Regions from separate parts of the Homo sapiens genome. Here region 2 is linked to region 1. A link is an interaction called in ENCODE POLR2A ChIA-PET data of the cell type or tissue named here. Cell type or tissue: PC-9. All regions are shown on one strand. Each heading gives the region's core, and the rest is flanking DNA. Links, peaks and the distances in the headings are about the cores only. Region 1 overlaps EPB41L4A (erythrocyte membrane protein band 4.1 like 4A). Region 2 has its middle 85 kb from the start of EPB41L4A-DT.

The links. Peaks named below come from ENCODE experiments on the same cell type or tissue, not always from the same donor. Only the 100,000 strongest peaks of a DNase experiment are listed, where the experiment ranks them.
Region 2: POLR2A ChIA-PET joins it to region 1 with 7 read pairs; 3 of 35 experiments call an interaction of 5 or more read pairs at or near these places.

Annotation. Positions count from the first base shown.
Region 1 is chr5:112,408,626-112,415,447 of GRCh38, reverse strand. The region is part of intron 1 of EPB41L4A (erythrocyte membrane protein band 4.1 like 4A); the gene reads left to right. Among named protein-coding and RNA genes, the nearest start is that of EPB41L4A, 7.2 kb to the left of the region's middle. In PC-9, for the core only: no CTCF peak of the experiment used is centred there; a DNase peak (open chromatin) is centred at 2,937.
Region 2 is chr5:112,500,904-112,507,725 of GRCh38, reverse strand. No RefSeq gene overlaps it. Among named protein-coding and RNA genes, the nearest start is that of EPB41L4A-DT, 85 kb to the right of the region's middle. RefSeq lists an enhancer at 3,607-4,106. In PC-9, for the core only: no CTCF peak of the experiment used is centred there; a DNase peak (open chromatin) is centred at 3,775.

The sequences.
Region 1 (6,822 bases), core at 787-5,786:
ATCCTCTGAGTAGCATGATGAATGTTTAGGTGCTCATTTTTCCCTATGAGTATTGACTAAACTAATGAAACCAATATGGCAGTAAGATGAAAATTCCATTACCTTCTTTTAAATGGCTTTGTTAAGGTATACCATACATTTCGCCCAGTTAAAGTGTATAGTTCATCCATTAACTACTAAATAATGTTACTTCCCAATCATCCTGAGATTCCTGAGGGAATACTGTGAGTCAGTTTTGATGCTTTTGGTTAGAAATTTCCTAATAAGCTAGGAAAACAAGCATAAGGCGAGGGCTTAAATTTTATGCATCTCACTTACCAAAAATTACAATTTTCATTCAATTTGGACTAATAAATAAAATATCCCAGAAGATTGGGAAAAAATGAAAAGCAATAGTTTCACAAATTATATTAAGTTTATATGTGAATACTCATATCTTTTGGTATCAGCTACTTAAGGTACAGAGTCAGGAACCATATAAACGTAGGTAGAAGCAAGTAATCACACACAAACGTAAGATTCACTGTGGTCTTGATTGGGTATTAAATTAGATGTGACTGGGCTAGAAAGTGTCTCTCCTGCATAACTACATCCAGTTTTCTAAAATTCAAAAGTGATATCCAGGTTGTGGCCGCATAAGATGAACTGTGTATAAATAGCCCCTCAATTTTACAAGAAGTCTTTTTCTTGAAAAAAATTATTAAAAATACCTTTTATCATCCATGACTTGAATGTGATTTAATAACTGTTTAAGGGGGAAAGCATTGTTGGTTACCTCCAACAGCTTTTGGCTGTCCCTCCCTAGGTGCTTCTGGTATTCTTGGTTGATAGTGAACTACACTTTTTGCAGTCCAGTTACTGTGTGTGTTCTTGAATTCTGTATTGGTAAGCTTGAACTATCTTGAACTCCCTGTGGGAGTTTATCCTGTCCCTTGTAGGATACTTAGCAGCATTCCCTGCCTCCTCTCACCAGATGTGTGGCACCTCTTTTCCAATAATGACAACCAAAAATCTCCCCAGATGTTGCCAGATCTTCCCTGATGGGCATAATCACCCTCCGTTGAGAACCACTCTCATAGAGGATAGCAGCTTCCTTTGTTCTTATGTCTTTGTTGCACAGTTTCAATATTGAATGCGGGGTAACTTTTAGATGCCTTCTATTTTTTCTTTTTTCCCCCTCTTTTGGAATGGTGAGTTGTTTACCCTCATATTCAGTGAAAACAATATGTTATCTTTATCTTGCTTCATATTCAAGTATCTTTACACGTGCTTCATATCTTTATACACAAAACAATACCTGCAGTGATTAAAAGCATAGGCTCTAAAGTCAGATTACCTGGGTTTAAATTTTGGCACCGCTAATTACTTACTAGCCGAGTCGTTTCTGAGTTTCAGTTTCCCCATCTGTAAAATGAAGAGAAATGATGTACAGTATTCACCTTCTACATTCATGCTGTCTTGCACATGATAAGCACCCAGCAAATTTTAACTTTATTCCACCTTTCCTCCTCTTCTCCTTGTTGTAGTGGCTCATTCCTTCCTAGAGATAAAGTCCAAGCTTCATTGTTTGACTTAGCACCCTACCTGATCTAGCCCTGCCAGTCCAAGTGACTTGCCCTCTAGGTATGCAGAAACTGCTCACGGTTTCCCAAATATTCCAGATTGTTTTGAGACTTTATGCATGAGATTCCTGCTGATTGGTGTACCATTTTGTTTCTCCATAAACACATACTTATCGGAAGCATCCTTGAATCAAGTGTCCCATCTGCTAGGCAGCCTTCACTTCTGCCTGACCAAGCGGAGGTAGGTGCCTATTTGTGCCTCACACATCCCTGTTACAGCATCTGTCACACTGCATGCATTATTTCTGGACACATCTGTCTCCTCCAGCAGCCTGTGAGCTGCTACCTGTGATCCCCAGGAGTCAGAGCTGTATACTTCATGTGGTAGATGCTTATTAACTATAATTTGATAGAAGAATGAGTGGAGTGTTACAGCTGGAATAGGCTGTATTGAAAATCTTCTAGATAATGGAGTTCCTTTGCTATTTTATTTTTACTAGAAAAGACCCTAGAATAAAGTGAATCCCACTGTGAAAAATCTGTTGTCAAGATACTCTAATTTTTGTATTGATAATGGGTAGAAAATGAGACGGTGCAGTGGACTGAATGCATGCAGTACATTGAAAAGCTGACTAGCAGCTATTTCAGAAAACATGAATCACACCGTTTTTGTATTTTGTAAGTACCAAATCTTTCTCTTCTAAATTTAATGCTCCCCTTCCAACCTGAGTCTTTCCGAAGAAGAGCATATTTCCCAAATGGAAAATAGATCCTCATACTTTAGTGACTTTTCTTCCTTGTCTCCCATTCTTGAAACTGAGAACCATGTTGGTTGGTTTCACAGTGGGGGTTTATGCTATTGTGAACCAGCACTGTAATTTTTAATCTTGCTGAATCACCTGTGTGTTACTCTTGAAGCTGTTTAAACCTAATCTGACACTGCTCTAAGGCTTACTGGAAAAGATGGTGTAAATACATTAAATATTGGGTTTTTATGAAAAAATTATATTTTTCATTCTGATGCAAAGTGTGTTTGTCTGCAGGCCTGTTGTAAACATGACAAGTCAGAGATCAAACTGGCTGCATCTACGGCTCCTGCCTCTCTGAGATTGACTGCTTTGGTTCAGCTTTATCTCTGACAATTTTAATCACATCTGAAGCTCCTGCATATTGCTCCTGGTCATCCTGCTTTGGGTTGTGATGACTAACCACCGTTTGTTTCTGCACCATAAGTTTTGTTTCCACGTTTCATATGTTAAGATTAAACAGGCACCTGTTATCACATGTCCTGGGCATAGACTCAGTGTGCTAAATTCAGGAACCAGTCAGTTTACTTTGTGACTCAAAAACCTTGTAAGTACAATTTAGAGTGTCTATACCATTGTAAAAAATGTGATTGCATTCCTGTGTCCTCTGAGCCATGCATGTATTTCCTGTGTTCTTTTTTAAGTGAAATAGTCATTATGTCTTAATGCTGCGTATTGTGAATCCCTTTCTCTATAACTACACACTCTTGCAAAGAGATTCATCAAGGTCTGGAATAGTTCCTTCGGAGGCTGTCTTAATGATCGCTGAAGACATAAAGGGCCTGCAGCCCTTCCAAAATGTGTGAGAAGTTTGTTTTCCAGCACAGGATATTGACATGCCAAGAGGAAGTTAGAACAAGAGAGATGGGGACAGGCAGGGAAAACAGAGAAGTGCTGAGCGATAGCTCACACAGACAATAACCAAAAGGTCAGATGGCAAAGGAGGAATTGGTGGACCGAGACTGCAGAGGGAACCATGTGCTGCAGTGTATTGTTTAGGAACGACACCTTCTGAGCCCTCGGGAAAGCGCATTTAGTAATGTGGAGTCCTCATCTTGAGGGGGACTATGTTTCAGCGGTTGGTTAGAAAGTGCTTTGTTTAGAGAACAGTGGGGGCCGTGAGTGAGGGTCAGGTTGCTGAGCTAGCCCAGAGAGACTATTTGAGTTGTTAAATCACTCAGGTTCCACCTTGACCTTCATCAGACCTGTGTTTGAGAAGCAGGCTTGGAACCTCTGCTGCCTTAATTGCGACTTGTCGAAATTGGTTTTTCTCTGCCATCCTCGCTGCTCCTGACTTAGTTTGGCCCTTTCACCTGGGCCAGCCTCCTAATGGGAGTGCTGTATGGTCACCATCAGTCTTTCCCCTCCCTGCTCCCTGTCCTGTGTTCAATCAAATCCTTGTCTGCCTTGTAATTACTGGCTTTGTGATTGGACAAGTGATTTTTTTTTTTTTTGCCAGCCCCAGTTTCCTTATCTGTAAGCTGAGGGGCATGATATCTGCCTCATAGGATGACTGTGAGAATTTGAGGAAAGAATTTTAGGTACATAGGATAAAAGGTGCTCAATAAATGATAGCTATTAGTATGTATGATATATTATTTGCAAATACATTTATTTCTGAATTTCAGTTTGGGATATCGAATCTCTGCCACCCCTGCCTAAGGTTGCACAGGTTCTCCGAGGGGTATGAGTGGTTGTTAGAAGTGGGAGAGCAGTGGTGATTTGATATTCATATATATTTGTCAGATCTGTCTGTAGGAGAAATAGTATCATGTTCCATTTGTGCATCTACTCACATTGCCTCAACCACCACTAGAATGCTGAAACTCCACATCTGTACCTGTAGTCCCAACTTCCTTATTTTCTGGATTCTGATCACTTACTAGATTCTGCACTAGATGCCTAAGCCAGCCATCACTACCCTCCTCCAGACCTGCTTATCTTCCTGTGCTTCCAAGTTTGATGAATGATCTCACACTCTATCAGTAAAGATGCTTTGGTCACCAGTTATGGAGATACCATTGCAAACTACTTGAACATGAGGAAGTTTATTAGCTCACCTATCAGGGAATCCAGGGGCAAGGAAAGGAGGTTCAGGGCGGGTCAGTGACATCAAGGTCCCAGCTTCTCTCATTTCATCCTTGCTCTGCTATCTTGGAGCCAGTGCCATCCTCAGGTGGTAGCAATGGCCAAATTCTAGAGATGAAGAGGTGATATTTGTATATGGCAATATGTAGGATAGTAATAGAGACAGTCTTTTCTAGGAGAAAGGCTTTCTCCTGAAGTCCTCCAGCAGACTTCCCTTGAGTCTTTTAGCTAGAATGAGTCTCATGGCCATTCTTGGGCGATAAGGGCAATGGGATCACCTGTAGAAGAATAAAGGGTCTTTCCTGAAGCTGGGTGGGAGTGGGGTCAGTTTCCCTGAGGCCAGTGGCTACATGGGGGAGGGGCTCAGGAAGGAAGGAGGAGAGTTGTGGGTACTGTTGTCACCATCAGTGTCCAGTCTACCTCTTGGGTCAGGATCCTTAAGTTTCCACATCCTTCCAGGTCTTGGAATTCCCACCTCCTAAACATCTTCCAAATTGTTTCTTTTCCCCTGTTTTCATTGCTGCTGCACTTCAGGCCCTTCTCAGTTCTCAGCTGGACAATTTGCAGGGCCTCCTAATCCCTGCAAGGCCCCTGCTTCCAGCATTAACCACCTGCATCTAGAGTGCTCTTTCTTGCCTCCTGCCTAGAATACTTTAATGTCTAGTCAGCCTCTGTGCTTGGGTTAAATTCCTAGCTGCGAGTGGCAGTCATTTTCAAGTCCCAACCTCCTTTCTATTCTTTCTCCCACCATCTCCTCATACTTGTCTGATACTCTAGCCAGATGGAGCTGCTTCCTAGTCTCTGAATTTTCCACATTCCCTCTCACCTTTTTCTGTGTGTAGAAAGCCCCACCCACCTCCTTTTGTTTGAGTGATGTATCAGCTCTCATGAAGGAGAGTTCTGCCTAGGTTTCACTTTTTTGTGAAGACTTCTCCTTGATGCGGAGCTGGAGAGGCCCTCTTCTGACCCTAATCCAGACTGCATTTCATTGCAGTAGTTTTTGTACTTTCCTGCTCACCTTGACCTGGGAGGAATACAGTGAGGTGAAGAGGGCATAGGCTTTTGTCATAGACAAATCTGGCTTCGAGTCTCCCTCCTGTTGGTTAGTGCTGTGAACATGGCCAAATCACTTACCCTCTTTGAGTTGGCTTTCTCATCAGTAATAAGGGTAAGGCTGTCCACCTCATCATGGGATGCTATACATGAAACCCTTAGCTCCTTTCCCGGTGAGTGGTAGCAGCTGTTAGTAGGGATGGAAAGCCTTGAGGGAGAGAACTAGGTCTTTTTTATGGGATTCCCAGTCAAGCCTAGTTCCTAAAGAGTAGTAGGCATCAATGAATAAATGTTGAATTAATCTGAATAAGAAAAAGTATCTTTACGTTGACATAATCTGAGAAAGAGAAGGCATCTCTCTCCTTTCCGTTTTCTAGGTGTTCTTGGTATAACTGCTTGACTCCTCAATTTCTTATTTAATTTTTGAAAACTGCTTTATTGAGATATAAATTGTATACTGTACAACTTACCCATTTAAATTGTCCAATTCAGTGGTTGTTCATATATTTACGGAATTGTGCAGCCATCACCACAATCAATTTTATAAGATTTTCGTCCCTGCAGAAAGAAACTGAAAACCACTCTTCACTTCCTTCCAGCCTTCCATCCCCTGCCCCCACCACTGTGTAACCACTAATCTTTCTGTCTCTATAGTTTTGTGTATTCGGGACATTTCATATAAAAGGATTCATATGATATGTAATCTTTTGTGACTGTTTTCCTTCACTTGGAATAGTGTTTTCAAGATTCATTCACAATGTAGCACATATCAGTACTTTGTCATTTTATTGCTGAATAATATTCCATTGTATGGATGTACTATATTTTATTTATTCTTTCATCAGTCGATGGTCTTTTGGGTTCTTTACACTGTTTGGCTATTACAAATAGTATTGATATGAACAATCATGTACAAGTTTTTGTATAGATGTATGTTCTCATTTAATTTAATAATGCTTTAATTACTCTTGTGTATATACCTAAGAGTGGAATTGCTGGGTCATAAAGTTTAACAGTTTGAGGAGCTTCCAAACTGTTTTCCACCATGACTTCATCATTATGTATAAGGGTTCTAATTTCTCCACATTCTCACCAGCGCTTGTTATAAATCTTTTTTTATTATCATCCTATTGGGTGTGAAGTAGCATCTTATTGTGTTCATTTGCATTTTTCTCTGGTGACTAATGATGTTGAGCATCTTTTCTTGTGCTTACTGGCCCTTTTTTTTTTTTTTTTTTTTTTTTTTTTTTTTTTTTTTTTTTTGAGATGGAGTCTCACCATGTTGCCCAGGCTCGTTTGAAGTCCTGGCCTCA
Region 2 (6,822 bases), core at 1,168-6,167, 92 kb before region 1:
CTCTCTTCCTATTTGAATACGCTTTATTTCTTTCTCTTGCCTGATTGCCTGGGGCAGAACTTCCAATACTGTGTTGAATAGGAGTGGTGAGAAAGGGCATCGTTGTCTTGTGCCAGTTTTCAAAGGGAAGGCTTCCAGTTTTTGCCCATTCAGTATGATATTGGCTGTGGGTTTCTCATAAATAGCTGTTATTATTTGACATATGTTCCATCAACACCTAGCTTATTGAGAGTTTTTAGCATTAAGGTGTGTTGAATTTTGTGGAAAGCCTTTTATGTTGATATAATCATGTGGTTTTTGTCTTTGGTTCTGTTTATGTGATGGATTATGTTTATTGATTTATATATGTTGAACCAGCCTTGCATCTCAGAAATGAAGCCAAATTGATTGTGGTGGATAAGCTTTTTGATGTGCTGCTGAATTCATTTTGCCAGTATTTTACTGAGGATTTTTGCATCGATGTTAATCAGGGATATTGGCCTGTAAATGTCTTTTTTTGTTGTGCCTCTGCCAGGTTTTGGTATCAGGATGATCCTGGCCTCATAAAATGAATTAGGGAGGAGTTCCTCTTTTTTTATTGTTTGGAATAGTTTCAGAAGAAATGGTACCAGCTCCTCTTTGTACCTCTGGTAGAATTCAGCTGTGAATCCATCTGGTCCTGGGCTTTTTTTGTTGGTAAGCTATTATTTACTGCCTCAATTTCAGAACTTGTTATTGGTCTATTCAGGGATTCAACCTCTTCCTGGTTTAGACTTGGGAGGGCGTATGGATCCAGGAATTTATCCATTTCTTCTAGGTTTTCCAGCTTATTTGTGTAGAGCTGTTTACAGTATTCTCTGATGGTAGTTTGTATTTCTGTGGGATCAGTGGTGATATCCCCTTCATCATTTTTTATTGCATCGATTTGACTCCTCTCTCTTTTCTTCTTTATTAATCTGTCTAGCTGTCTATCTATTTTGTTGATCTTTAAAAAAATAGCTCCTGGATTTGTTGATTTTTTGAAGGGTTTTTCATGTCTCTATCTCCTTCAGTTCTGCTCTGATCTTTGTTATTTCTTATCTTCTGCTAGCTTTTGAATTTGTTTCCTCTTGCTTCTCTAGTTCTTTTAATTGTGATGTTAGGGTGTAAATTTTAGATCTTTTTGCTTTCTCTTGTGGGCATTTAGTGCTATAAATTTTCCTCTAAACACTGCTTTAGCTGTGTCCCAGAGATTCTGGTGTGTTGTGTCTTTGTTCTCATTGGTTTCAAAAAACTTATTTCTTTCTGCCTTAATTTTGTTATTTAGCCAGTAATCCTTCATGAGCAGGTTGTTCAGATTCCATGTAGTTGTGCAGTTTTGAGTGAGTTTCATAATCCTGAATTCTCATTTGATTGCACTGCGGTCTGAGAAACTGTTATGATTTCCGTTGTTTTGCATTTCCTGAGGAGTGTTTTACTTCCAATTATGTGGTCCATTTTAGAAGTGCTATGTGGTGCTGAGAAGAAGGTATATTCTGTTGATTTGGGGTGGAGAGTTCTGTAGACGTCTATTAGGTCTGCTTGGTCCAGAGCTGAGTTTAAGTCCTGAATATCCTTGTTAATTTTCTGTCCCGTTGATGTTTCTGATATTGACAGTGGGGTGTTAAAATCTCCCACTATTATTGTGTTGGAATCTAAGTCTCTTTGTAGGTCTCTAAGAACTTGCTTTATGAATCTGGGTGCTCTTCTTGTTGCATTGATCCCTTTACCATTATATAATGCCCTTCTTTGTCTCTTTGATCTTTGTTGGTTTAAAGTCTGTTTTATCAGAGACTAGGATTGCAACCCCTGCTTTTTTTTGCTTTCCATTTTCTTGGTACATATTCCTCCATCCCTTTATTTTGAGCCTATTTGTGTCTTTGCACATGAGATGGGTCTACTGAACATAGCACACCAATGGGTCTTGACTCTATCAAATTTGCCAGTCTGTGTTTTTTAATTGGGGTATTTAGCTTGTTTATATTTAAGGTTAATATTGTTATGTGTGAATTTGATCCTGTCATTATGATGCTAGCTGGTTATTTTGCCTGTTAGTTGACTCAGTCTCTTCATAGTATCAATGGTCTTTACATTTTGGTATGTTTTTGCAGTGGCTGGTACTGGTTGTTCCTTTTCATATTTAGTGCTTCCTTCAGGAGCTCTTATAAGGCAGGTTTGGTTGTGACAAAAATTCCTCAGCGTTTGTTTGTCTCTAAAGGATGTTATTTCTCCTTCACTTATGAAACTTATTTTGGCTGGACATGAAATTCTGGGTTGAAAATTCTTTTCCTTAAGAATGTTGAATATTGGCCCACTGTCTTCTGGCTTGTAGGGTTTCTGCAGAGAGATCTGCTGTTAGTCTGATCGGCTTCCCTTTGTGGGTAACCCAACCTTTCTCTCTTGCTACCCTTAACATTTTTTCCTTCATTTCAACCTCGGTGAATCTGATAATTATGTGTCTTGGGCTTGCTCTTCTCAAGGAGTATCTTAATGGTGTTCTCAGTATTTCCTGAATTTGAATGTTGGCCTGTCTTGCTAGGTTGGAGAAGTTCTCCTGGATAATATTCTGAAGCGTGTTTTCCAACTTGTTTCCATTCTCCCCGTCACTTTCAGGTACACCAGTCATAGGTGGATTTGGTCTTTTCACATAGTCCCATATTTGTTAGAGGCTTTGTTCATTCATTTTTACTCTTTTTTCTCTATTCTTGTCTTCATGCTTTATTTCATTAAGTTGTTATTCAATTTCTGATATTGTTTCTTCAGCATGATCGATTTGGCTATTTATACTCGTGTATGCTTCATGAAGTTCTCGTGTTGTATTTTTCAGTTCCATCAGGTCATTTATGTTCTTCTCTAAATTGGCTTTTCTAGTTAGCAATTCCTCTAACCTTTTCTTAAGGTTCTTATCTTCCTTGCATTGGGTTAGAACATGCTCCTTTAGCTCAGAAGAGTTTGTTATTACCCACCTTCTGAAGCCTACTCCTGTCAATTTGTCAAACTCATTCCCCTTCCAGTTTTGTTCCCTTGCTGGTATGGAATTGTGATCCTTTGGAAGAGAAGAGGCATTCTGGTTTTTGGAATTTCTGCCTTTTTGTGCTGGTTTCTCCCTGTCTTTGTGGATTTATCTACCTTTGGTCTTTGATGTTAGTGATGTTTGGATGGGGTCTCTGAGTGGACGTCCTTTTTTGTTGTTGTTGATGTTACTCCTTTCTGTTTGTTAGTTTTCCTTCTACCAGTCAGGGCCATCTGCTGCAGGTTTGCTGGAGGTCTACTCCAGACCCTGTTTGCCTGGGTATCACCAGCAGAGGCTGCAGAACAGCAAAGATTGCTGCCTGTTCCTTCCTCTGGAAGCTTCATCTCAGAGGTGCACCCCCCAGATGTCAGCTGGAGCTCTTCTATATGAGGTGTCTGTTGCCCCCTGCTGGGATGTGTCTTTCCGTCAGGAGACACGGGGGTCAGGGACCCACTTGAAGAGGCAGTCTGACCATTAGCAGAGCTGGAACTTTATGCTGAGAGATCTACTGCTCTCTTCAGAGCCATCAGGAAGGGACGTTAAGTCTGCTGAAGCTGCGCCCACAGCCACCCCTTCCCCCAGGTGCTCTGTTCCAGGGAGATGGGGGTATAAGTCCCTGACTGGAGCTGCTGCTCCTTTTTTTTCAGAGATGCCCTGCCCGGAGAGGAGGAATCTAGAGAGGCAGTCTAGCTACATCAGCTTTACTGAGTTGCAGTGGGCTCCGCCCAGTTTGAACTTCCTGGTGGCTTTGTTTACACTGTGATGGGAAAACTGGCTACTCAAGTCTCAGTAATGGTGGACACCCCTCCCCCAACTAAGCTCAAGCATCTCAGGTCAACTTCAGACTGCTGTGCTGGCAGCAAGAATTTCAAGTCAACAGATCTTAGCTTGCTGGGCTCTGTCGGGGTGGGATCCGCTGAGCTAGACCACTTGGCTCAATGGCTTCAGCCCCTTTCAGGGGAGTGAACGGTTCTGTCTTGCTGGTGTTCCAGGCGCCACTGTGGTGTGAAAAAAAAAACTCTTGCAGCTAGCTTCGTGTCTGCCCAAATGACCACCGAGTTTTGTGCTTGAAATCCAGGGCCCTGGTGATGTAGGCATCCAAGGGAATCTCCTGGTCTGCAGTTGAGAAGACTGTGGGAAAAGCGTAGTATCTGGGCTGGAGTCCACTGTTCCTCATGGCACAGTCCCTCATGGCTTCCCTTGGCTAGGGGAGGGAGCTCCCCGACCCCTTGTGCTTCCCGCGTGAGGTGATGCCCCTCCCTCCTTTGGCTTGCCCTCTGTGGGCTGCACCCGCTGTCTAACCAGTTCCAGTGAGATGAACCAGGTACCTCTGTTGGAAATGCAGAAATTACCTGCCTTCTTTATTGATCTCACTGGGAGTTGTAGACTGGAGCTGCTCGTATTTGGCCATCTTGCCAGCAATCTCCCAGGTGTACCCTTTTTAAATCTTTTATTCCAAATTTTAACTGCACCTTTTCTATATTTGAACATGTTTAGATATACTGATTATCATGCATGTCCGTGTGAAGAGACCACCAAACAGGCTTTGTGTGAGCAACAAGGCTTTTTATTTCACTGGAGTGCAGGTGGGCTGAGTGTGAAAAGAGAGTCAGCAAAGGGAGATGGGGTGGGGCCGTTTTATAGAATTTGGGTAAGTAGTGGAAAATTATAGTCAAAGGGGGTTGTTCTCTTGTAGGCAGGGGTGGGGGTCACAAGGTGCTCAGTGGGGGAGCTTCTGAGCCAGGAGAAGGAATTTCACAAGGTTAATTGCTCAGTTAAGGTGGAGCAGAAACAAATCACAATGGTGGAATGTCATCAGTTAAGGCAGGAACTGGCCATTTTCACTTCTTTTGTGATTCTTCAGTTACTTTGGGCCATCTGGATGTATAAGTGCAGGTCACAGGCAATATGATGGCTTAGCTTAGGCTCAGAACCCTGACATGGATATTTACCATTTTGTTACAATTGCCTACAGTATTCAGTAATGTAACATGCTATACAGTTTGTAGCCTAGGAACAATAGGCTATACCATGTAGCTTAGGTGTGTAGTAGACTGTCCCATCTAGGTTAGTATAAGTACACTCTGATGTTCCTATGGTGGTGAAATTGCCTAGCGATGCATTTCTCAGAATGTGTCCCCACTGTTAAGTGATGCATGACTGTATAACTATATAATAGAATATTACTTAGCTATAAAAAGGAATGAAATACTAATACATGATACAACATGAATGAACTTTGAAAATATTATTCTAAAAGAATTAAACCAGACACAAAAATGCCATATATTGTATAATTACATTCATATGAAATGTCCAAAATAGGCAAATCCATAAGAGACAGAAAACAAATTGGTGGGAGAGATGGGGGAGAAAAGAATGGGGCATGAATTCTAGGTATGGCATTTTTTGGGGGGATGATGAAATGTTCTGATAGTGGTGATGGCGGCACAACTTTATAAACATAGGAACGACCTCTACATTTTATACTTTAAAAGGGTAAATTTTGTCATTTGCGAATCATATCTCCATAAATGTAAAATAAAATAAGCTGCAGACTAGAGCACACTGAAATATCTTACTATTAATATAAAAAAAATTTGGTTTTTAAATATGACCCTATGAAAGGGAAGAGCAGTAAAGTGAGAAGAAAAAAATAGCATTCAGTGAGTATCTCCTATGTGTCAGGTATTATGCTGGGTGCTGAAGGTGTAGAGGAAATAATTTGTAGCCCATGCCCTTAAGGGGCTCAATCTAGAAAGTGTGAAAAGGATGAATGATGATACAAATCAAGAAATGCTGTCAAAGAAGGCACTGTTAAGTGAATGAAAAGACAAGACACAATCTAGAAGAAATATTACAAATGATGTACCTGATAAAGAACTTAAATGCAGGATAGATAAAGAACTCTCAAAATTCAAAAATAAGAAAACAAACAACCCAATTTAAAAATGGGCAAAAGATTTGAACACATACTTCAACAAAGAAGATATACAGATGGTAAATAAGCCCATAAAAAGAGGTTAACTTTGTTAGCTCACTGAGGAAATGCAAATTAAAAGCAATGTGATACCACTACAAACCTGTTAGAGTGGCTAAAATTAAAAAGACTGGCTATGGTAGACTGAAGAATGGCTCCTGCCCAAAGATAGCCAAGTCCTAATTCATAGATTCTGACTATTATCTTATATGCCCCCCTCTCCCCAAAAAAATAGGAGGGGAAGGTCTTTGGAGATGTGATTAAGTGTGAGATTACCTGGATGGACCTGAAATGCTACCATAATGTTGTAAGAAAAACTGGGTTCTTGTCACACAACCAGGAAAGAATAGGGACACAGACACTTTGAGGGGTGAGGTGTTATGTAATTTATTGGGCAAAAAGGAAAAAGACTCTCAACAAAGCGATAGGAGTTCCTATTAATAGGGCCCCATCTCATAGACTAAATTCCAGGTTACCACACAGGAACAGCAGGGGCCAGAGTCCTCCCCATTGCAAATGGCAGGAACTTCCCAAAGCCCCACTCTGTCCTCCCAGTGCACAGGTCAGTGGGAGATTCTCCAGGGTTAGCAGTCTGGTTTTTCAGCCTTCAGGCTGTTTTAGACTTGAAGGCAGGGTTTTGCCAGGGAATCCTTGGCTGCCTCCTGTCTATATCAACAAGTGTTTTCAAGAGAGAGGAAGAGGCAGATTTCACCTGCAGAAGAGGCAACGTGACTACAGAAGCCGAGATTGGAGTGATGCAGCCACAAACCAAGGAATATGGCAACCACCAGAAGTCAGAAGAGCCAAGGAACAGATTCTCCCTTAGAACTGC